Regions from separate parts of the Homo sapiens genome. Here region 1 is linked to region 2. Evidence: chromatin loops called from intact Hi-C (ENCODE). Cell type or tissue: K562. All regions are shown on one strand. Links, peaks and the distances in the headings refer to the core of each region. The heading gives the core; the rest is flanking DNA. Region 1 has its middle 36 kb from the start of ATOSA. Region 2 overlaps ATOSA (atos homolog A).

Region 1 (12,432 bases), core at 4,162-6,661, 63 kb after region 2:
CTCGTCACCACACATCACTTCCCATCTCTTATCTCCTTAGTGCCATCACCCCTTCCCACTCCCCCTTTTCTCTGGACACATACCTATTGGGTTGTGTCCGCACCAGCCAGGAGCATTCCCTGACACAGAAGAGGGAGATGATCTGAAAGTCTACAGGCAGCGGCAGCAGCAGTAGACTCTGTTCGCTGTGCCTACTGTAAATAGAGCAAGGTAGAGGGCGGAGTCTGGGGGAGGGAGGAGCCCTGAGGCAAGCTAATTAGAGAGACTTGCCCATCAGGGAGCCCAGGCTTGTTGAAGGAGGCAGGCCTTAGACTGTTGGAGCCTGGCTAACTCAAAGTCATCTTGCTGTTAAGGCCTAGTTCCCAATACTGCAGGCTGATTCCTCTCAGTATGCTTTTTTATGGTTATAATTATGTTGAACCTAATACCCTGACATTTGTGTTGATGAGTTGATCTCTGACCTGCAAGAACTCAGAACCACAAATGTCTAGAGCAAGTGAGATGCTGACCAGTCCCTGCTGGGCTGTATTGCTGGCAGCTGATCCCAAAGGAAGGCAGAGGAAGGTCAGGTGTCCCAAAGTTTTAAGGCCTGGTGGGTGGGTGTGAGAGTTAGCACCTGGAAGAAGGCAGCTGTAAGCAGTCAAGTTTCTGTTCCTGTTGTTTGTGTATTTATGTGATTTTAGGTCCCTGAAACATAGGCTGGGGCCTACCAGCTCCTTGGACTCTTACTACAGTCTGCTGCTGTGCACCTCCTGGAATCCAGTCTCTTTCCTCGCTACAAGGCCCTCCCTGCTCTGTCTCTGCCAACCTCTCAGCTTCCTCCCCTACCATGTGACCCTCTTTCATTATGCTCCTGGCACACTGTCTTCTTGATGTGTCATATAGCTTAAATAAGCCAAATGAGATCTGCCTCAGGGCCTTTGCACTGGCTATTCCTGCTACTGGAACATTTGTCTCACTTCCCTCCCTGCTTCTTTACTTAAATATCTGGCTCCTTCTCATTCAGCTCACAGGGTCACAGTCCTTCTAAGGTTTCCCCTGACTCTCCCCTCTATCACAGTACACAGTTTGGTTTTCTTCATAGCTATTAACACTACCTGAAATTATTGAGTGTTTTTATTTACTTGGTCTCCATTACCCTCTCTCCACTAAATTGTAAGTGCCATGAGTTGGGTCTGTATTGCTCATGACATTATCCACACTTCTAGAATCAGTACCTGAAACATAGTAGGTGTTTCCTGTGTGTGTAGTGACTAAATGAATGGACACCATTCATTCACTGACTAAATGTTATTGCATACTTGGTGTGTGCCAGGCACTGACTGAGTCCTGGAGATACAACAAGACAAGCAAGAGCTCCCCCAAGGAGGCTTCTCATCTAAAGGGAAGAGGACCATTACATTAATAATCAATTGAAATTATGTTTTAAAAGAAATAAACAAAGAAGAAACCACATGTTTGTTCACAGATTGAAATGAATGCATATACCAGAAGTGTTAGTAGGGGGTGAGCACCCAGTCATAGAGCCTAGAATTCTTAGGAATCTGAGCCACGCCTATGAATTGATGAAGGGATTTTATTCCTGGAAACATGATGGGATCCCATGAAGCAAAGTCCCCATTCATAGCTCTCAGACTCACTTTCTGCAGAGGGGTATAATCAAGACTGCCCTGTAGCACCAGCATATTTATCAGGCCCATTGTGTTTCACTGGAGAATAACCTTTGAATCCTCTTTTCAACGTTCAAAGAATACAAATTCTAGGGATGTCCTAGGGCTCTCAGAGTTTTTTGGAGCTTGTAAAAGAGATCTGCCATGAGGCTAGGCATGTAATAGGCCAATGGGGCTTCTTTTAATGATTCAGAGGAGAATTGAGACCAGGTCATTTCCCTCTGGGAGAATTCACTTCAATAATCTTGTTGGAATCCTCCAGTTTCCTCCAGGACCCCAAATCTCTACTTGACTCATTTTTATTACCTGCCTGGCCCCTGAAGGCATTTGATTTTGTGGACCTTGCTTTTAGACATTGTTTTTGACATCCTGAGAGTTTTAGGATTCTGAAATACCTGGAAATTTTTCGCTAAAATAATGAAGTATTATTCAGGTCCTGTATCTCCTGGAAAAATTCAGATGTTAAAATGCTGGTAACTAGGGTACCAACCCAGAAAACTTTAATACACAGAGGTCTAAGATTCTAGTATTATCACTCTCAAATCCTAAAGATTCATAAAATAAAACTTTTGGGGAACATTCTTTTGAATTTCCTCAACAGGAGCAATTTTTTTTTTTTTTAAAGACAGGTCTCACTCTGTCACCTAGGCTAGAGTACAGTGGTGCGAACTCAGCTCACTGCAACCAAAAGGGCAAATTTTACCCTTTGCTGGTTGTTTAGTTATTATTGCTGCCTAACAAACCACTCCAAAACTTAAGGGCATAAAATAATCATTTTACTCTGTTCAAAGGTTCTGTGGGTTAGGAATTCTGACAGGTTAGAGAGGGTACAGCTTGAGTCTGCTCTGTGATGTCTGGGTCCTCAACTGGGAAGAAGGCAGGGGTGACTCAGTGGCTGAAGGTTAGAATCAGATGGAGACATCCTCACTCAGATGTCTGGTAGTTTATGTGGACTACTGGCCTAGGCACACCTTCACATGGTGTCTCAGTGTGGGAGATGCACAGGCTAGTTTGGGCTTCCTTATAGCATGATATCTGGGTTCCAAGAGCAAGTATTTCAAGACAGCAAGGCAGAAGTGCGTGGCATTTTTATGATCTGGCTCAAGTTCTCATGGTAAGAAGAGAATGTGGGATGGAATTATTTAAGGCACTTGGAAAATACAATTTGCCACAGTAATAGATTTGACTTTCAAAAATAGCTAAAAGTCATTAGGAGTTAAGCTTGATGAATAATGTGAGTGAAGCTGTTTTGATTAAAAATTGAGGAGTATGACCATTAAATAATAAGAGCATTTTCTTCTGTGGATCACATTCAGTCCAGAATGTATTTTTGAAAGAGCACTTCTAGAACTTTTCAAACAACCTGCATCATTCTACCAATCACCATGGTTGATTTGAGAGGGCGTTGTATAACGTATATCATCTTCCAGGGAAGAATTTGAAGAAGAACTTCCATGTAGACAGGTACCTTCTTGAATTTTTATTGAAGACGAACAAATAACCTCATCATCCTTATATCACATTTAGTACACACAGCCATCTTCACAAGCTACACTTTTCTTTTGGGATAAACTCTGAGATACTAGCAACGATCAGTGGAGCTAAAATGCTTTATAATGGTGTTTCCTAAAACTGTGTTCTGAGAAGCACTAGTTCCTGGAGATGGGACATTATCCTCCCAGAAATTAATAATTATCAATTCATATGAATATTAAAGGATCTCCACAAAAGAAACTTGTTTGACATTGTTAACCTAGTGACCAAAAAACTCCTTTTTCAAGGAGATCCTATTAATATCTCTTGGAACTAGTATACTGTGGAAAATACTGCCCTGTGGTCTTGTCCTTAAAACATGTTTGGAAATAGCAATGAAAACAACAACAAAACACCATTGGGTCGCCATTTTGTCCCCAGCATTCATTTTTAACTTCTGATTAAACTGGTGCCAGTTAATCTGATTAACTTGGGATGGAGGACACCTGGGGCCATTTGATAAAAGCTCATTAATATAACATGACTGTGTTGCCTGGGTTTCAAGGCTGCTTTCACAAATGTGAAAATCAATCTGGGGTATAGACTGTAAAAGAACCACAGAGCTGAAGGAAACCTTAGAGATTATCTACTTTAACTCCTTTATCTTAAAGATGGAAACTGAGGCTTAATCTCTGTTGGACGAGTTCCCCAAGAAGCACTGGTCAACGCCAAATCAGAACTGGAAGCCACATGTACTTTCCTAAGGTAGCTTTTCCAAATATTAAGAAGTGCATTTGTATATCTTAGAATAAGTCTGGATCCTGTGTCCCTTAGGAACAAGAATTTGGAATCAGGCCTTATGAGACTCTTTTCCATTTATTAGCTGTGTATTTTTAGGCAACTTACTAACCCACTCACCTCCTCCAAGCCTCTGCTTTCTCATATATAAAATGAGAGTGATATTGTACCCTCGCTGCTTTATGGCATAGTTGTGAGGGTCAAATGAGGTAATGTTTTTGGAAGCACTTTGAAGGAACTTTGTGTGGAGCATTATGCAAATATAGGCAATTGATTGCTCTCCGCTAATATGCAGCCCTCTCAGCCCATAGAATCGTGACTCTGGGCTCCTTAGTAATTTGATTGGCTTGAGATGTTGATGGACTCCCCAGTGTAATTAGTCATTTAAACCAGCCACTGTCTTTTTTACCTCTCCTTTTTACCTGTTTTATCAAAATGAATCATTGAGGACAAAACCTCAAAGCACATTTCCAAAGATTTTTAAAGATAAAACCTAAGATACAGCTGGGTGTGGTGGCTCACACCTGTAATCCCATCACTTTGGGAGGCCGAGGTGGGCGGATCACGAGGTCAGGAGATCAAGACCATCCTGGCTAACACGGTGAAATCCCGTCTGTACTAAAAAAAAAAAAAAAAAAAAATACAAAAAATTAGCTGAATGTGGTGGTGGGTGCCTGTAGTCCCAGCTACTCAGGAGGCTGAGGCAGGAGAATGGCATGAACCCAGGAAGTGGAGCTTGCAGTGAACCGAGATCACACCACTGTACTCCAGCCTGGGCAACAGAGCAAGACTCCGTCTCAAAAAAAAAACAAAAAACAAAAAACAAAACGAACCCAAAAACAAAACAAAAAAAAACCTAAGATATGATGACAGATGCCCTCTCATTGCACTTAGGAGTTGGAAAATCTAATGTTTGTCTTAAAAAATTCTGGGTATTGGGAGACCTATTAGGCAGGCTGATGACTATGATATATAGGGCTCAGGGCAAGAATACTGAGGCTCACACACCCTATGTCTACATATTTAAAAGTTGTAAATAGGGCTTACCAAGTGTTAAAAAATATATGTTCTATTCTTTTTTTTTTTTGGTGATAGAGACTTGCTCTGTCGCCTAGGCTGGAGTATAGTGGTATGATCTCTGCTCACTGCAACCTCGGCCTCCCAGGTTAAAATGATTCTCCTGCCTCAGCCTCCCAAGTACCTGGGATTACAGGCGTGCACCACCACACCTAGCTAATTTTTATTTTTATTTTTTTTTGTAGAGATGGGGGTTTCACCATGTTGGCCAGGCTGGTCTCGAACTCCTGACCTCAAGTGATCCACCTACCTTGGCTTCCCAAAGTGCTGGGATTACAGGTGTGAGCCACTTCACCTGGGCTGAATAAGCATTTCTAAGCAAAAGTGTTCTTATATTTCATACATTGGGAGTGGTTGCCAGCTATCAGGGACTACAGGTGCATGCAGAGCCCAGCTTTCTGCGTTTGAATGAAAAATTCTTAGACTCCTACACAAAATGTAGCATCACAGAGAGAGCTGACCCTGGCTCCAAGACCCTGGCACCGTGCCCATAGCCCACTTCCTCTTCTTCCCTGGACACCATGTAGCACCATGAAGGCCTCTCTCGTATGTGGGAGGTGAACTCCTACATCCAAACTGCATAACCACATCCCCTTCAAACAGCCACCCCAGGCTACCCTTTAGACCTAAGGACTTGCAACATTCATTGCCAGAAGGCTGGACCCCAGGAAAGAGCCTGCATAGCCTCTGGAAGCAGGCTCAGGACTGTTTGGACAAGGAATTACAGAGTCCAAACAATGATGTTCCAGTCATGGTCCAGAAATGGGTGCTTAGACTAGAAGTGGCATGTCCCTTAGCTCTGCAGTATCCTCGCTTTGCCAAGAGAGGCAATGCCAGAGGATGGCCAGGACAGGGGCTCCTCTTGCCTGGGTCTAAGAAGGGGACGGCCTCCTGCAAAAGTCCCAGTGAATGGTGACAGGGCTGTGACGAAAGAAGGAAAAGGGGTCAGCAATAGGGAAGGTCACATAGGGACTTCATGGTACTTAGAAACTACCAAGCCATGGGAGAACAAAAAAGGAAGGAGGTAACAGAAGACACCAAACTTTCAATCCTGGGTTGTCGGTGGGGCTGGGGGAAATCCTCTAACAGGAAAATCTTCTAAGGTTTCTGTTAGCATTACGATATTTCCCTGACTGAGCAACACTCTTTTCCAAATAGTTTTAAACAGAATTGTTACCCATTCATGTGTTTTCACAATAGTGCATATGTTTAAGCATTTTCTTCATGCATGAAATATAAGTACATTTTTGCTTAGAAATGCTTATTCAGGCCAGGTGTCATGGCTCACACCTGTAATCCCAGCTTTTTAGGAGGCTGAGGCCAGAGGATATTTTGAGGCCAGGAGTTCGAGACCAGCCTGAGCAACATAATGAGACTCCATTTCTAAAATAAATAAATAAAAATAAAAGAGAAGGAAATGTTTATTTACAGCAATATCATACAGCAACATACTTTAGGAAAATGTGTGATTTCTATTTAAATATGTTGTCACCTTAAGCCATACAAATGAACTTGATTCTGTAGCCTTTATGGCTAAGAATTCAGTCAGCTGCAAAATAGGGCTATTGAAACTGCTTCATCACTAATTTTTATTTTTCATTTTATATTATTTTTTGAAACAGTCTCACTCTGTCGCCCAGGCTGGAGTGCAGTGGCATGATCTCAGCTCACCGTAACCTCCACCTCCCAGGTTTAAGCGAGTCTCATGCCTCAGCCTCCTGAGCAGCTGGGATTACAGGGGCACACCACCATGTCCACCTAACTTTTGTATTTTTAGTAGAGTTGGGGTTTCCCCATGTTGGCCAGGCTGGTCTCAAACTCCTGACCCCAAGGGATCCACCTGCCTCAGCCTACCAAAGTGCAGGGATTATAGGCGTGAGCCACTGTGCCTGGTCAATCACTAATTTTTAAAGTCCACTTTTAGAGTATAACGGGGTGAGATTTTACTAAGCCTGAGCCCTCAAAAGTATAAGATATGGCTTTTTTTTTATTACAGGCTAATCCAGCTGGATCATAGGAAAGAAATATGTAGATGGACTATAATTATTGTGGTTGGAACATAGCCGTGACAGCTAGCCAACAATCCAGTCAGAAAAACATGGTTTTGTTGTTTGTTTGTTTCATTGCTTTTGTGAGACATCAGTTTGTGCCAGATAACTCTGAGAATGTAATTGAAATCTAGAGTTATTGTTCTAAACTCACTTATGAGAAATAAAAACATGTCTTTCTTTTAAAGTAATCCATTAAATGCTTACTTGAAAGATAAAAACATTTATTTAGTCTTATGAAAGTTTCCATTAATAAATAATAAATTGCAGAATTCCCAAGATGGTTTTTCCTTAGTAGAGATTTTTAAAATGTTTCACTCTTTCTCTTAATATTGATAACTACGCCAGGTAAACCACACAGAATTAAGTGCATCTTGGGTTAAAGGCCCTTAGAGCATTCCAGATGTCTCAGGTATCCACAATGTATCCCAAATCAGAGTCCAAGAGACATTGAAAAGGACTGAAGCAGGACATAACCATGGGTGACAAGATCTTCATCTCCAACTTTATGTGCTTTGCAGTTCACAGAATGCATTTGGTAAACCCAAGGTCTCAAACAGGGGTGGTAAAAGCTAGGGGTAGAGGTGGGCCCAATATGGCTACTAAGGAAATGTATGGCCAGGCACAGTGGCTCACGCCTGTAATTCCAGGACTTTGGGAGGCCAAGGCGGGTGGATCACTTGAGGTTAGGAGTTCAAGACCAGCCTGGCCAACATGGTAAAACCCCATCTCTACTAAAAACAGAAATTAGACAGGCGTGGCGGCGGGTGCCTGTAATCCCAGGTACTTGGGAGGCTGAGGCAGGAGGTGGAGGTTGCAGTGAGCTGGGGTCGTGTGACTGGACTCCAGCCTGGGAGTATAGTGAGACTCCGTCTCAAAAAAAAAAAAAAAGAAAGAAAACGTATTAGAGTAGATTCTTCCTCTTTCTTCAGAGGACATGGAGAAGCAAGGGAGTAGAATTCCTTGCTAAGTCATTCCCCTCAATCTTTGTTGACATCTTAGGAACACCAGGCAATCATATGCTTCCTCTTTTCTGGTTCTGAATCAGTTGAAAAATAGGCATACAAATGTAATGGAAATCAAAATGCGTCTTTACTCATGGTAAAGCTGGACCAGGGAACACAGCTACCACCGTGGCCTGGATAGGGGCTACTACCAACCGAGTTTGGTCCATCATTTCTACCTATGCATAGAGAGAGTTCTCTTCAGAGCACACTTGACCTGCCTATGCTGGGAAGGGAGTCTCTGCTCTCATTCCCTGTTAAACACAGAGAAGAGAGCCGCGGGACATCAGCCTCCAGAAGGTAGGCCCTGAGCCCTCATCCTGCTCTGCTGGATGCAAGGGAACAAAATTAGAGAGGACTGCATGCGGGCAGGTCTCAGCTAGGGAGAGAGAGCAGGCAGCTTGACCTTTACTCGCATCTGACTGACTGTATCGGTCACTCCCCCAACTCCCTACAGGGCAGAACTGGAAGCTGCCTTCTTGCTTCTCTGAGAGGACAAAGTGTGGACAAAAGGCACTATTTTAGGGCCTAATGATGTAACACAAGAAGAAAGGGAGAAATATTCCCTCGGCTGTCATGTGGCTCAGTGTTATCCTCTCAGAACATTCCAGAATAGGTGGGTTCTGGAAGTTAGATTTCAAAATGAGCTCAAGTTGTAGTCAGGGTAGCTCTGGCTGATATCCACTCCCTGCAGCTCACTGGTGGATGAGCTGGGGGAGGCAGATGTAAAATGTGGTTTGAGCACTTGCGACTGGAAATCTTGAAATCAATCCCGGAAAGGAGCCAGGGATTCCCTCCTGAGAACCGCACAGGACATATGTGGAGAAAGGAAAGTAACTTATATTTATTTTTATTTGAAACTGTCCTTGAGAATAAAAGGTGTCTCCCTCCTGAGGCTGTCAGTCAGGAGGAGAAAAGCCTTGGTGAGGAGTGGGCGTATCTGGCTATGTGTTTGAGGGCAAGGTTGAGTTTTAATGGTGTCCTCATTCTGCTCTTCATTTAAGCAAAACCCTCCCTTATCTTCAAGATGACCTTTGCTTCCACCTAAACTCGTCAAAACAGGCATTCCTTCATTCCTTCAAGTGTGGCTCATAGGTAGATGGTAGAAGAAAAATAAATTAATTGAAATAATTAACAATGAATTGTGAGTCTTAGATCTCTTTAGCTACCTCAGATGCATTTCTGTTTTGTTTTGTTTGTTTTTTTTTTTTTTTTTTGTGAGATGGAGTCTTGCTCTGTCACCCAGGCTGGGGTGCAATGGCACAATCTTGGCTCACTGCAAGCTCTGTGCCTGGGTTCATGCCATTCTCCTGCCTCGGCCTCCCAAGTAGCTGGGACTACAGCCACCCGCCACCATGCCTGGCTAATTTTTTGTATTTTTAGAAGAGACACGGTTTCACCGTGTTAGCCAAGATGGTCTGGATCTCCTGACCTCGTGATCCGCCTGCCTCGGCCTCCCAGAGTGCTGGGATTATAGGCGTGAGCCACTGCGCCCTGCCAGATGCATTTGTATTTTAAAAGAACAGTGAGTCTACAGGAATAAATACCTCATTGGTTTACATTTTAGGCAGAATTCTGAAGCTATTTGTCTGGGAATCAGAGATAGATAGAGTTGTTCCCAGCACCATGGAGACAATACAGCCTTCTATGAAACGTAGAATGAGTAAGGACCAGGCACAGATTCAGCAGAGGTCAAGGAGGTTGAAGACACAGAAATGAGCATTGATTGGCATAGAATGAGGTCATTGGTCACTTAAAGGAATTGGGGAGCACTAGTGCTTATGGAAGATAATGCCTGTAGTATGGTTCAATCCAACTAGTACTAACAATGGGGTACTATCTGCCAAGCTCTGGGCTGGACACAACCAAAGCTTGAGTAAAAGAATACACTCACCTGGAAGAATGGGACAGTGCTCGGAAGAAGGAGTAGAAAGAAGTATTTTAATAGTCTGGACGTTTGAACTGGTGAGTAGACATTTCAATAGTCTGGATGTTTGAACTGGTGAGTAGACTTCCCTTTTTCTAAGCAAATCCCTAGCCTTGAACGAAGGAAATGCCAACCCCTTCCTTTCTGGCCGTAGAACTCATGCCATTCACCGCCTAGATGATGTGCTCTGGCTAGTCCTTTGATCCATCCAAATATGCATTCAGTTCCTCCCCTAGGCAATCCTTCTGCTCAGCCAAGCTGGTACCCAGTTGATACCTCATACCTTTCACACATCTCTCCTTGCCTCTGCTCCTGCTGTCCTCCCCTCCAGCTTCCAAGACAGGGCTCTTCACGCCCCTTCTGAATTCTGCACCTCCTTTGAAGCTGGCCCAAGTACTCAGGTACTTCCTTTTCTGGGCAGGCTTCCCTGAGTACCAGGATCCTTCCCTTCTCTGAACTCCAGGTATTGTATTAATAATCATAATGGCAATGATCACAGCAGTAATGATAATGCCTTACATTTGAATAGGTACTAAGAATTTTTCAAAGTGCTGCCACATACTTCATTACACTTATGCGTCACAGGATGATGCAAAGGATGGTAAGAGATTAATATTATTTCTGCCTAAAAACAAAATAAAAAATTCAACAAGGAGGCCGGGCACAGTGACTCATGCCTGTAATCCCAGTACTTTAGGAGGCTGAGGCAGGAGGATTGCTTAAGCCTAGGAGTTCAAGATTACAGTAAGCTATGATTATGCCACTACATTCTAGCTTGGGCAACAGAGTGAGACTCTGTCTAAAAAAAAAAAAAAAAAGAAAAAAAAGAAAAAATCAGCAAGGAAACAGGTCCATAAAGAGTAAATACTTTTCTACTTTTTCCAGGGCCATATGCTCCAGGATGCATTGCATCTGCCATTTGGGTCTGATTTAAGGTACAGTTTCTGATTAAATGTTATTTTACACTGATTTCAAATTATTTCATATTGCTAGTCTTGGCTTTCTAATAAGATTTATACTTTTCTTCAGGGCAGGAAAAATCTCTTGTGTTTTTTGGTATTTCTCTAGCACTCAGGATTACACTGAGTCCACAACGGGGGCTTTTAAAATGCTTTAATGATGATGTTGATGGTCACAGGTTTATGTTCCTGCACATTGTATGAGCATGAATATTTGAGTTTGCTGGGAGGCACCAAGGCAGCATAATTCCATTTGACCCTATTTCAAGTGTTGGAGATCGTGGGGCATCTGGAGATGATGGGACATGTGTAGACTGAGGAGTAGCTCTCTGCGATGAAGTTCTTTTAGATTAGGAATGGTAGCATTGTCGACTACATCAGTAGTACATCGTCAGTAGACAACGATGTACTACTGATATAGTCGACAATGCTACCATTCCTAATCTAAAAGAACTTCATCATGGGTATACAGATGGGGAGGAATAAAATATCTTAAAGTGTCACCTCCATAGCCCCTACAATACTAATTTTAATTTGGAAGTATGTGCCCTGACCTTTTGAGCCATCTGATGTGAAATTCCCTGCCTCCCTCTCTCTTATCAGTCGTGGCATTTTAGCCTGTACCTGGTTCAGTGGGGAAGAGGGAAAACACTTGATTCTACGGCATGACAATAACGCTCATAGAGAGAATGTGCTGGAAGGTTGGCCATCCTGCTGGTGCCTTTGGCCATCTGAAAGGGAAACTGGGGAGGCATGAGATGGTCCTCTCTCTCCTGGGGCTTTGGGAAGGAAGGATGGTCTATGGATCACTCCCCTGGCTCCATGGTTGACCCCTGAAGGAGAGGAGTGGAGCTCTGCTCAGGCTCCAAACCCAACTCCTTGAGGGTAAAGCTACTGAAGATAATTGAGGTAACAGGGTAAGGACAATCCGGGGTTCAGCTCAGGGATGGGCTGACCGCGTGTCCCAGGAGTGACGGAGCCACTGCTTGCTGTATCTACTGGCTTGTTGCTGTGTAGATTTTATGTCCCACAATTAGGGTATGCGGTCTCAAAATATGAAGACATCATGACGGTTTGCTTATACATTAATTAACATTATAGTTTCAATACTTACAGAAAACCCTATCAACTATTGATTACTGTGTAAAAGATTAATTGGAACCAGCGTTCAAACTCAAGTATGTGTAGGCAAGCCAGCAAGATTATCGAGGCAAAAAATATCAATGTATGCCTCTCAGTTTCTGAATCACTCTTGTGGATCACTTTTAATAAACATGTAACACCTACTTCTTTTCTAAATAATGACATCAAATGTTCCAGAGAAGTTGACCTTTTCCAGAGGGAAATCAATCAAACTCTGACAATGTAACAAACATCCTGAGACAAATGTAAGAGCAAGGGAAGTAAACAGAATATTTATTATGATAAGAATTATTTCCTTTTCCAGAATTCTTATCTTTGGGCTTATCACACTGG
Region 2 (12,432 bases), core at 6,662-9,161:
TTCATTACATCCATCTCATCTGATCCTATTACCCTCTTTCATGTCTTTTTATCATTGTTAGAAGAGCCTATGACATCTTATACTTTTCCTTCTTAGAATTTAGCACAAATAAAATTAAGTCATTATTTGAGCTTTATGAGAATTAAGACCAACTACTATTGCTTAGCACAGTGCTCGACATGAACAGGTAGGCACTCAAATGGATGTTTAATGTTTCACTGTATTTTGTTTTCTTAGTTTCAGCTTATTTCTGGTTAAAGTGATGAAAGCTAATTGTTACCCTTCCCAGATAACTATTACTTTATTCTTCTCTTGGATTTCATATTTTAATTGCCAATTGTTTTTCTATATTATCAATGTAATTCTCTTCAATGAGATAAGGAAACATTTGTTTAAAATGATTAGGCAATCACTAAATCTCTACATCAAGGGCAAAAATTGTCAAAAATAAAAAATAAAAGGGGAGAACACTTTGAGTTCTAATTTCTGTATTGATTACTAGAATTTCTAGGCCTCAACAGTCATTTAAAGGATTATAGATTGATCACAGCAACCTATTGAATGCTTATGTGAGCAGCTGAGGGCAACTCAAACTATACAAAGAAAACTAAATTCTAAGTAATTTGAAAGGCTAGAAGAGTAGAAAAAAGAAGTATTTGATATTTATGTGTTAAAAACTGTCTGAGATTCAGCTCTTCTCCAGAGGCAATGGGAGAATAAGCTACTGTTGCTAACTTCTAGTAGGGGGCAGTCGTATGGAGAGAACACAGATAAGCCTAATTCATGGTAATGTGATAAATGAGGTCAGGCGCAGTGGCTCATGCCTGTAATCCCAGAACTCTGGGAGGCCGAGGCAGGCACATCACTTGATGTCAAGAGTTCGAGGCCAGCCTGGCGAACATGGTGAAACCCCATCTCTACCAAAAATACAAAAATTAGCTGGGCATGGAGGCACATGCTTGTAATCCCAGCTACTTGGGAGGCTGAGGCGGTAGGATTGCTTGAACCTGGGAGGCGGAGGCTGAAGTGAGCCAAGATCACGCTATGCCACTGCGCTCCAGCCTGGGCGACAAAGCAAGACTCCATCTCAAATAAATAAATAAATAAATAATTTTTTAAAAGATAAATAAAATAGGAGTAGATCAAGGTGCTATGGGAATATTTAGGAGGGAACTCAATCTTGGACATCAGAGAAAGCTCCCAGTGGGTATGATATCTAAAATGTATGACTTAGAACTAGTCAGTGTTATCGAGAAAACTTACTGGTTTCCTCAATTCATTTCTGTCTTACCTGCACTAATCCTATTCAATTTCATTTCTCTGTGCTCTGTGTAAACCATCAGACACAATTCATCATAGTCTCAGGGCCTGAAGACTCTCAAGTAGAAAATATTGTCCTTTTCACTATTCTTTGTGGGAATATTCCTGATTATATGGTGTTATCACTCCACACCTCATACAGAAAGAACTCTGAGACAAAGATCTGAGAAAACATTGTAACAAAAGGAAACAAACTCCTGCCTCTCAAAACCAAATTCTAGATTTACCTGTACTCTCATAAGAATATTCTGTGTTAAAAAGGCAACAATCCACTATCCCAGTGCTGTTTTTTTCCCCCAGCTTCATTAATCCTACACAAATGGCACATGACTTTCCAAAATTATCCTTAAACTTAACCTAGTTTAGTCTTACATTTTTACCTCATGGGAAAATGGTTACAACATAGGCTGGTTTCCCAAAATACATTCTGTCCTTTCAACATCCTTCTCCCAACCATATGAATGACCCCTACTTCTAGTACTCTCAACATCCTATTTCCCACTGAATGCGTCTATGTGTGAAATCTAAAACTCCTGGAGAAATAAAAAGTGGACGGAAGACAGGTCTTTTTAATTAAGAGGTGAGAAACTTGGGCACACACAGATCAGTTCTGCTTGATTCTCTTGAACAAAGATAGAACTGGGTGACATTCATAGCAGTGGACCTGTCATTTCTTGTGCAGAATGATTTCTGGAAGAGATTCCGGGTGGCAGTCTAAGGCCAAAGGAGGTGTCATTAGGTCTTCTCTAATCTCAGTCTACAACTCAGAGATGTGGCCTGTAGGTTCTGAAGACCTGAACACCGCATTCCAGGCTGGTCCTTTTGTGCTAGGTTTTCTATTTGAAGCCCATCTAGAACGTAGGAGTCCACAAAGGGATACTGGGTACTGTCCAGGGCAAACCCATCTACAAGGGTACTAATGTATGGAGCACATATGGGAACATTTTACCATATCCCTTGAAGTGGGGGAAAAAAACCATGTGACACTTTGCTTGCATACATATTCTGAAAGTTGCATCCAGTCTGTTTTAAGCCTCAATTTTTAAATATTAATGCTTTCATACTCTGACTATAAACAAATTATGTTAAAAAAAGTTCTTAACCTAAGGTAATTTATGATCCTCTTTGGTATTTTCCACAAAATTATGTGTACATAAATATAGATGTGTTTTTCCCCCTAGCAAGGGGGTTGATAGCATTCAGCACATTCTCAAAAGGGTCAGTAGAAGATGCTGACGTACAGCAATCATTCTGTTTCTACATGGATATTTTTGAGAGAAGCGATTTAAGGTAAGTATGCATTACCCAAAAACATATACACCAATGCAATGTAGTCATTTAAAATTAGGATACCTATTTTTAAAAGGGTTCTCCTCCCCTTTTGTCAACTGTAAGTAGTCTCTGGGCCCAATGCAGAAGCTAATTGGTTAATATTACTGGACTCAATGACAGTGATAAAATGGAGTATACTTGGAAAATACTTTTGTTTTGTTTTACATTTGTGTGTTCTCTTTCATTAAGCTAACCTGCACCTTCCAGCAAATTGGAGGGCTAAATTAGTTTATGTAAAAAAAAAAAAATCACAAAAATTTTACCCTTGATCAAAATATGAAAAATAGAATGGAAACCAGATTAAACCTCTCTCCCAAAATAACATATGTCAGCTCAAAGCAATGAAAATACTGTGGTCAGTTGAAAGAAGCTGAAGTTTTGTGTACTTATGAAAATGACAAAAGAGCATTTTGGCTTTGAAGTTTGAGTTTTCACAAAACCATTAGATTTTTAGTCTTAAATTTTAATATTTCAAGACAATTACACTCGTATCTGTGATGATATTTAATTTCTGCCTTCCAGGCAGCTGGCTTGTCCCTTGTCATTAATATGGAAGGCAATTACAATGTCACCTTTAGCTCAGTTCTAGCTGAGGAATTCAAAAGAAAAGTCAGAATAAAGTTACTTCCCAGTAAATAAATCACCAAGGGATTTAGCAACTCTAGTCAATCAGCTCAGCATTTGCAGGGGTCAAAGGGGTGGGGGAAATCTGGGGGTGTCAGTACACACGAGTGTACATACACACACAACAGAAACAATAACACTACAAGAATCAAACTGTATGAATATGTTATCAAAACACTACAAACAGAACAAATGTTTCTTTTGCCTTCTATGTCTCTTCTCATTTTACTCATTCTTTCCTTACCACTATTGACTATTATCTTTCTTCAGATATTTAGCCATGCACTTACCCATGAACCCTGTCTTCTTTTTCTGCCCCAATCCCCATATCTCCATGGCTTTCCAGTTAATGAAGTACCTTAGGAAACTGAGAAACCTAGAAGTGTATCTTAGGGAAAGGTCTAAAAAACTATGCTTAAAATTCTCAAAATACTGAGAAAACTCAACATATTCACGTTTTTAACGTAGAATAACTTTAAAGGAAAGTTATAATACAATCTCACATTTTATTATAATAGCTAATTAATAAGTAGTAATGAATCTAAGTAGTTTCGCACATTCTTTCATTTAAATCCCACAATCATCCTAAAATCTCATGATACCGAGGGGGATACTAAGGCCCAGAAGGTGAAACTATGCCCAATATTACACAGCTAAATAATAAATTATACAGGCAATCCACCCAAAATTGTTTTTCCTTTTTATTTATTGATATACCACAGTTGTATGTATTTTTGGGGGTACATGTGATATTTTAACACATGTATATGATGTGTAATGATCAAATCAGGGTAACTGGAATATCCATCACCACAAACATTTATATTTTCTTTGTGCTGGGAACATTACAATTCTTCTCTTCTAGGTATTTTGAAATATACAATAATTATTAACTATAATTTCCTATCATATTATTGAATGACAGAACGATTTCTTCTAACTGTATGTTTGTACCCACCACCCAAAATTTGAACCTCAAAAAACAAAACACCTTCAAAATATTAAGAAAACAGAAACCAACATAAATTTTAATGGTAAAAATTTAGCAATGTTAAAGAACAGGAATATACATAACTGATTCACACAGCATCCCTCTCATATGACAGATGACAGGAAGCTTATAGCAAAATCTGAGGCCCATCCATGTATGAGCCTTAGGGGCTGATTACTTTTTATACTCTATCTTGACTACTTCCTCAAATTTATAATTTTACTGTTCCTGGGCTTATTATAAACCTTCTCTTCAAGTCCTATGATGTCCAGAAGTCTTTCAGTGAGTAAAACTGAGGAATCCAGTGAAGAAAGAACAGAAAGATATTTCCAGTTTCTCAATAGTCCTCATGCTGTCACTTTTATAACTGAGCCTCATCACAAAGGATTATATAATAGATTCAAGTAATACTGCAAACAATTACATTTTTAAAACTTAGGTCTTTGAATTTTTGATACTATAACATCTGAAGATTAAGAAAAAAATTTACTATATACTTGCAAAAGCAATACAGTTTATGCAAAAACACTGTCGATATGTGAAAATGCCTGACAAAAAGTTGTCAAGACCAAAGTTTTGGCCCTGCTGACTATGAAAAGCAAATATTTCTTAGATTCAAACTATGAACAAGTAATGAAATTTCCGCAAGGAAGAGTCAAGGAAAAAAATGTGTCATATATCACTTAAGGCATACATATAGAAATCAAACATTTGTGATAATACCTGAAGTAGGAACGACTTAAAAAAAGATTTTCACAGAACACTTAGAGAAAAAGAAAAACTCAGATTGTTACCCCTTCCCAATCTGAGTTTTTAAGTTACATATTTTTTAAAGAACTGTAAACAGCATTATATATTATTGCCTGATTTCAAAATAATCAAAAACAATCTGTTTTACTTAAAACCAACTGTAGCAATCACTGCATCTAGTAAATACTAGCACTTCTATTTGCTATTCCTTATAAAGAGGCAAAAACAAAAAAGAAATCACTGTTTTTGAGAATTAAAGTATTTTTCCATAAGCACAAAACAATAGCCAATTTAAAGATATGACATAGACAAAGACAATAAAAATTATATTGTCAAATAATAGACAAATCCAAAAAACTGAAATATGCTAGCAATGTTATTATAACTGACTAGATTATAAACCTCAACTACCCTGAAGTTCTGCTACTGAATAGGAACTTTCAGATGCTCCAGTATATAAAACATTTTTAGGTGCTAAGCCCAGCAATAATGTCTGGAATTCTGCCAATAATATTCCTCCTGAACACAATGGCAAAGCCTCTGTGTGACACAGCAGTACACTCAACTTTCTTACAATTTCATGTTCCCCCATCTTTTGCAGCATATGAATGAGAAATAGCCTTTCTCTTGGAGGCTCTATTAATTTTTATGAAATAAACCAACATAAAATGGGTAGCAAATCAATTTAAACAAAACTTTGGTTTTTATGGTTCTATAATTAGAAAATAAAATTAGTAATTCATAAGAGTTACAGCTAAAAAATGAAAATTGCTAGATTGACTTTCATGTGGTTAGTCATATTTAACAAACTTGAGTCCTCTCTGCCTGTGTCTGCCTCTCACTCCAAACTCCCTTTCATACCCCTACCCCTTCTACACACAGCTGCTCTTCTTGAAGTGAGTGCTTTATATTGTGGAGGCCACCAAGTCCAAATAATATAACTTTATTTTGCTATAATTTTTATAACTTCTATCAAATTCAAGTTTTTGGCTGCACCTTACAAACTTGAAAATCTAAGAAATGCCAGTCTTTTAAACTTCAGCCACATGTAGGTCTACGTAAAACATTTTTTTAATCTTTAAGGACTATTTTGTAAATTTTCACCAATTATTAGACATCTTTTTAATACAAATGTTATATACATAGTATTGTTACAAAGATCAGCAAAGGGCACAAAAGCATGGGATAATATTTTGAGTTCTCTTTAAAGAAAAGAAATATCTCTCCTTACCAGAAATGCTAACACTGTTAAGACTTTCTAATGACAGGTATTTTTTGAAAAGAACAACAACAAAACCCATCCTATTCCAAACTATATAGTTTGTAGAGATAACAAAGCCCTAATATTAACTCTGAGCTTATACTGACTTTACTCATCAGACATACATCACTGAGTGAACTAAAGGCCACTTAGCCATGTAAAACGAAAAAGCAAAGGAAAAGCCGGTTATTAGCTCAATACGGATCCTTCGTAAAATGGGCAATATGCTAATTAGTCTGCTCTGCTTTAATTAAAAGAACCATTAGCTAAATCACATATGTAAACTTTAATTTCACAGTATTTGAGAAAGATACAAAAAGACCTTTTGTTTATTAAAACACTTTAAAACTTTCCTATAATCTGTTGAACAGACCAATTTTTCCAGATCCTATATAAACAAATGGTAACCTACACTCTGTTCAATTATCACATATATTATATTAGTACAGTTTAATAAGATTTGACTATATTTGAAGTATTAACTAAGTCAGATATGCAATTATTACATTTAGGAGGCCTACTTCAATTTTAAAATACTAGTTTAACCTTGTATGTTGTCTTCAAAATCCCTTATCCTTCAGTTTTCTATATGGATGTTTAATAGAACACTACACTGACTTTGCGGTTGAATTATGATGCTTTATCTGAACTGCACAGAACTAGTCAATGGATTAAATAATTAAGAGATTGCACAATTTGAGGTAGGATTTTCAGAAATGCTTTATAAAAAGATTTTGGCACACCAATTCCTTAAACTATGTCAAAAATCTCACTTAGTTAAATTCTGACAATCTTTGTCAAATTCAGAAACATGAATTCAATTAAAAATATGCAGCTTATTTAAAATACATTTGTCTTAACAGCTTTAATTTAAAAAATACCTCCTGCCCCCACATACAGTTAATGCTTCTGGCTAATGCACATTCTCTTCCCTGTATTCTCATTTCTATCACATTTTTTCCCCATTAAAGTGAGCACATTGTACTTGGTTTCTTTTCTTCCTACTCATTGTTCAGTTCAGCATTTTAATAATCTTTTCAGTACTGCTGTTCAAAGAAAACAGGCTATATGAAGCTAAAGAAAATTCTCTAAGTTCAATGGTTTTCAAAGTGAGATAATTTTCCTAGACCTATTTATTAAAAATCCATGCAAAGCAAGCACCACAGCCAACTGGTAAACAGCTACAGAAAATTGGAAGCTTAAAAATAAAGCCGTTAAAAAACACTTCACTACACACCTTCTCTGTGAAGCCCTTTGTTTCCACTGAAAACCATACTGGAATCCTTGTATAAAGGAAGTTGCCTTCTGGCTATCAATAGCTATACTATCAGTAACTGAGGGATCCAGATGTCTGCAGCGGTTAAAACAAATGTTCAGCGTTGGGTGCTGATCCCGCTTCCCTCCGTGTAAGGTTTTTCACAAAGGCAGCAGAGTAAGAGCGCACATAGCAACAGCACTCACAGCTGATTGGACAGAGGGTGTGCTCAACCTCCCCTGCTCGCTAGGTCCACTACAGCTTCCTGTCTACTTGGCAGCACTGTCATGTTTTCTTTGCTCGTCTTACAAACTCAGCTGTGTTTAGGCAACTTGAAAGGAAAGAACAGTAGACTGATAATGGCAAAGTATTCTAGCGTTTGCCCCTGAAATGTGTTTCTTCAGTTGCTTTTAAAACAGAGAAATTCGTAAGACAAAAATTTATTTCAGTTAGTGATGCACATAAACTGAAGACAAAGAAGGGTTGTGGAAGGAATCAGTTACTTCACATCTAAATTAAATCAGGTTCTACCAAGTGAAACCCTCTGAAAATGTATAAATACAAAAATTTACAACAATCAGAATAAAGCATTGTCAACCTTCATATACCTGGAACTTTATATAAAGTATTTTACAACAAACTTCACAAATTCCTAGAAAAGCACAACCTGTTACATATTTAAAATGGGATAGGTCCTGAAATGGTCTCTCCTCAAATGCATGCAGTACCTTTTAAGAGGACTAAAGAAACAGGTTACCAGACTGACTAGAAAAAGATTCAGAAAGGAAAAATTATCAGTTACTTAGTAATCTCTGACAATACAAGATTTAACTAGGTATTTGTGGTAAAATGTCTCTGGATACATAGAACAATGACGTTTAGCTTAAATTCATTTACTTTTTGCTATCATAAAATTACCCAGAGATATAGAAGTATAGACTTTTTTTCAGGTTTCAAGTACTGGGCTTCAGTTTACCAGTTCATACTGTCTCCACAAACTTTAACAGCAAAAATCCCTCCCCAGCTTACAAAGCTGTTTGGGAGAATCAATGAAGGTAGTAGGGGATGAACAGATGTGATGAATTATAAAAATTTCTCATTTTAGAAATATTTCCCCTGAACGTCGCATCAACTAGGATGGTGGTTCAAACGTTTAAAGCAATGGAACTCTTTATTTGCATTCTTCCTATAAAATGCATTATCAGTGGTGGCTCTAGGATTTCCATACAGGAAAGGTTTGTGGGAGTAGGCTGAGGCCGCAGCAGAAGCATGCCGTTTATTACTCAGATCTTTGTTTATCTTGAGTGTCTTGGGGTTAGGGAGTGGAGTCTGATGGAAGTGTTGGAGTTACTAAAGTGCCCCATGAGCACTATGAGGCTATTTTTAAGTGAGAAGCCACAAATAGCATGCAATTTCATATCAGACCCAGAATCCACAAGATTTCTACCCCTGAAGAAGCTTCTAGGATTCCTGGAGTTCTATAGTACAGAAGAAATACAACCCGGAAGAGGCTTATTGCTTTAAAGAAATCTCATTAAAGAATCTGATCACCGGTTCCATACTTAGCCAGAGGGAGAGCTGCTAAGCCCCCTGAGAAATAACAAGACGTGCTTGGAAACACAATAAGCCTGAGGTAGGTGACTCAGAGAAAGAATGGCATGGTAGAGACAGTAAGGAATTTGGAGGTAGGCCAAGCTGTGTTCAAAACATGAATCTGCCATTTACTAACAGCGAGACCACATATAAGATTATTATACCATTATGAGCTTCAGTTTCCTCATCTGTACAACTTCCTAATCCAAGACTAGTCACAGGCCCACTGTACTTTTTCGTTAACACTTACTGCACAGAATGTAGAAAGACTGTTTACAAAATGACTGGTTTAATGACAGTCTCCTCCAACACACTGTAAGTGCTTAAAACGTAGGTACTATGTCTACTTAATTGTTTACCTAGCACCATGCCCCATTTATATTTTTATACAATATTTGATTTGATTTCACAATCATGGGAGGTGACTAGTGCAAGTAGAACATCTTATTTGACCATCTTCATTGTTTAAATAAGGAAGTTAGATCTAAAATTTACAAGTCACAACTAGAAGTTAAAGGAAATCAAATTTAAAAATTTTTTGGATTAATAAATTTATATTTCAAAATTAACCTTTTCCTATCTCCTATAATATATAATCCCAGGGTTGTTTTGGAATAGTTCCTTTCAGTTATAATCCTTAAACTTTAAAATTAAAGGGTAGTGATATATCTATAATATAAATCTATTGATGTCATATAAAAAGAGAATTTACAGAAAAAACATTAAATGTATTTAGTCACAACATGTAATTATAAATGATAAAAGACACTCCAAATAGATGTGCCACCTTAAAAACTTAAATCCAACTGAGACAGAATTTTATTTAGTGAAATGCTCCCCTCTATGCTGCTAGTTTTCCAATAAATTTCAGAACAGCACTTCATACATTTTTGAAAAAAGTTTGCTTTTCCCCAGTTTGCTCATCTTGGTACACAAAACTAAATAATGAGTATGCTATAAAATGATGGCGCATTATCTACTTTGTAAATCTCAAGACTACAAACTAAGAATCTGAATAACATGAAATTATACACAAGTGTTAGTCCCAGATTCTCAGTTCTCAATCCCCAATCACAACAAACCTCCTTCCCCTGCTCCTCCGGAACACACTTAGCATGGTCGTTAAGTATGTTCTCTAAATGGACAGTTCAGGAAACATACCATGCTCCTGTAGGGAAACAAATAGGATAGTAGATCTTTTACAAAAGTTTTAAAAACAAAACTATGTTTTCCAAATATAAAATGGGAAAATTTCAAATAACTATTTCAGATCATCTATGTTTTCTGTTAGCAGAAATAATTGAGATCTACCGATAGTAAGATACTTTAAGAGATAACATGCTATCTTTGAGACTTTCTAAACAAAAAAAGTATTGCAGATAGAAAAAAAGAACCCCTCAAAGGTAATGTTCAAATGGCTACTACACATATACGCATATTAAATAATTACTAAATATATGTATCATATATATATATTAAATAGCCACTACCTACTGGCCCATGGGCCAGGCATGATGCTAATCTCTTTACGTACTCTTCTCTGATCCTCAGGTAGTTGTTATCCCCACAGATTAAAACTGGCTTGTTACTTGCCCAAGTAACTAGAACCAAGTGGGTAAAGCCAGGATTCAAACATAATGTCTTCCTAAATCTAATATATGTGCCCTTAACCACTAGTATCCTTTCCCTAACAATTTCTTACATATGTTACTTACTATTTGCCGTAAGGCAAATATGGCATTACACAAAAATAAAGTTTAAATACAGAAATCTCATATAAGCATTTCCCATGTATTAGTCATTCAATAACCACAACGACAGCCTCATTATACCTCAAAATTACCATTAATACACTGCTTGTAACATGGAAAAATAGGATTTGACTGCAAACAGATAGCTGTTTTGTAGCTGTAGTGTGATCACAAAGACAACGATAAAAGGTTCAATCTGTAAAACTTCACTACTTCATGATCACAGATCACCTAATCCAGAGAAAGTGAAAGGAGGTCGAAAAGGACACTGAACTAGGGACCATCGATGTGGGTTCTGGCCCAAATCCTAGCTCTGATCAGCTTTTTGATCTTAAGCACTTCTTTGAAATTCCTCATTCTTTGTCTGCAATGTTGGTATGTTGTAAGGATAAAATAGGACAGGATAAAATTATTTTCAAAGTAGCAATGTGCTACACATATAGGATATTTCTATTCCTAATAGTCTTTGAGGGATAGGGGATAATGTTCAGATATGGTAGTGTAAACACGCTTGTACAAAATTCAACCTCATGATTGGAAAGACCCCTTAAAGCAGCAAGACATAAAGGAGGAAAGCCACAAATTCAAGCTCTTTCCACTTATAGGATGTGTTACCAAATTATTTAACCTGTCTGAATCTATTTCTTTATTTGAAAAGTGGGAATAATCATTTCTCTAAGTGCTACAAACCACCTAGGTCAGTACTCCGCTCTTAATTTGAAGTTTCCTCTTTCCCTTTGCAGACATCAGGTCTACATGATGTGACCATATGTCTGCATACATACACACACACACACACAAATAACAGCAATACATTAGCATACATTAGTTGTATACTGTATTAATAACAATGGGAATGAGACAACTCTTGATCAAAGAAAGATTTCTGTGAAGCTGATTTTTTTTTAAGTTTTTAAATAATGTCACATTGAACAACACATTTAACAGCTGAATAATTTGTAATGAAGACTAAGCAATAGTTAAAATATAACATTATTAACAGTTGTGGAAAATACAGAAATTTATCATATCATTAAACCAGTTTTTATTAAAAAACAAAATGTGATGTTAGGTCAGTTCAGGGATAAATTAAGCCATACATTATATTGACTTCCACTTACATGAGATTCCTAGCAATCATATTTGCTGCAATGATTACCCACTGACTTGCATTCATTATAACAAGGTACAAATAAACCAAATGGCCAAACAGCAACCAAAATATACTGTTTTAAGAGTTAAACACATTCTTAAAATTAAAATGCTAAAAAGTACCTAAGAGACTTAATTGGGACTCTCATATTTCAAAAGATTTTGGGTTATGATGACCTAGATTAGTTCCAGGAGCAGTAGCTTGTTTACCAAATCTAAGATCTTGGAAAGAAGAAAATGTTCTAGCCTGTTTTTGGCATCATTCATACTACATTGTTTAAAATGAGCTAGAATGGGGGTTATTTATAAGCTAAGCTACTGGACAAACACTTCATCTAATAATATCTTGTATACACATAAGTCAGATTTAATAAGAATCAAGATCAGGTATTAAGAATTCACT

Evidence for each region. A loop is a pair of places that touch in the nucleus more often than their neighbours do. Peaks named below come from ENCODE experiments on the same cell type or tissue, not always from the same donor. Only the 100,000 strongest peaks of a DNase experiment are listed, where the experiment ranks them.
Region 1: a loop joins it to region 2, with 4 times the contacts of the local background. A loop is called at or near these places in 3 of 110 quality-filtered maps.

Annotation. Positions count from the first base shown.
Region 1 is chr15:52,709,643-52,722,074 of GRCh38, forward strand. It overlaps a transcript of ATOSA not described here. Among named protein-coding and RNA genes, the nearest start is that of ATOSA, 36 kb to the left of the region's middle. In K562, for the core only: no CTCF peak of the experiment used is centred there; no DNase peak of the experiment used is centred there.
Region 2 is chr15:52,644,355-52,656,786 of GRCh38, forward strand. The region is part of intron 2 of ATOSA (atos homolog A); the gene reads right to left. Among named protein-coding and RNA genes, the nearest start is that of ATOSA, 29 kb to the right of the region's middle. In K562, for the core only: no CTCF peak of the experiment used is centred there; a DNase peak (open chromatin) is centred at 7,767; H3K4me3 peaks cover 674 bases.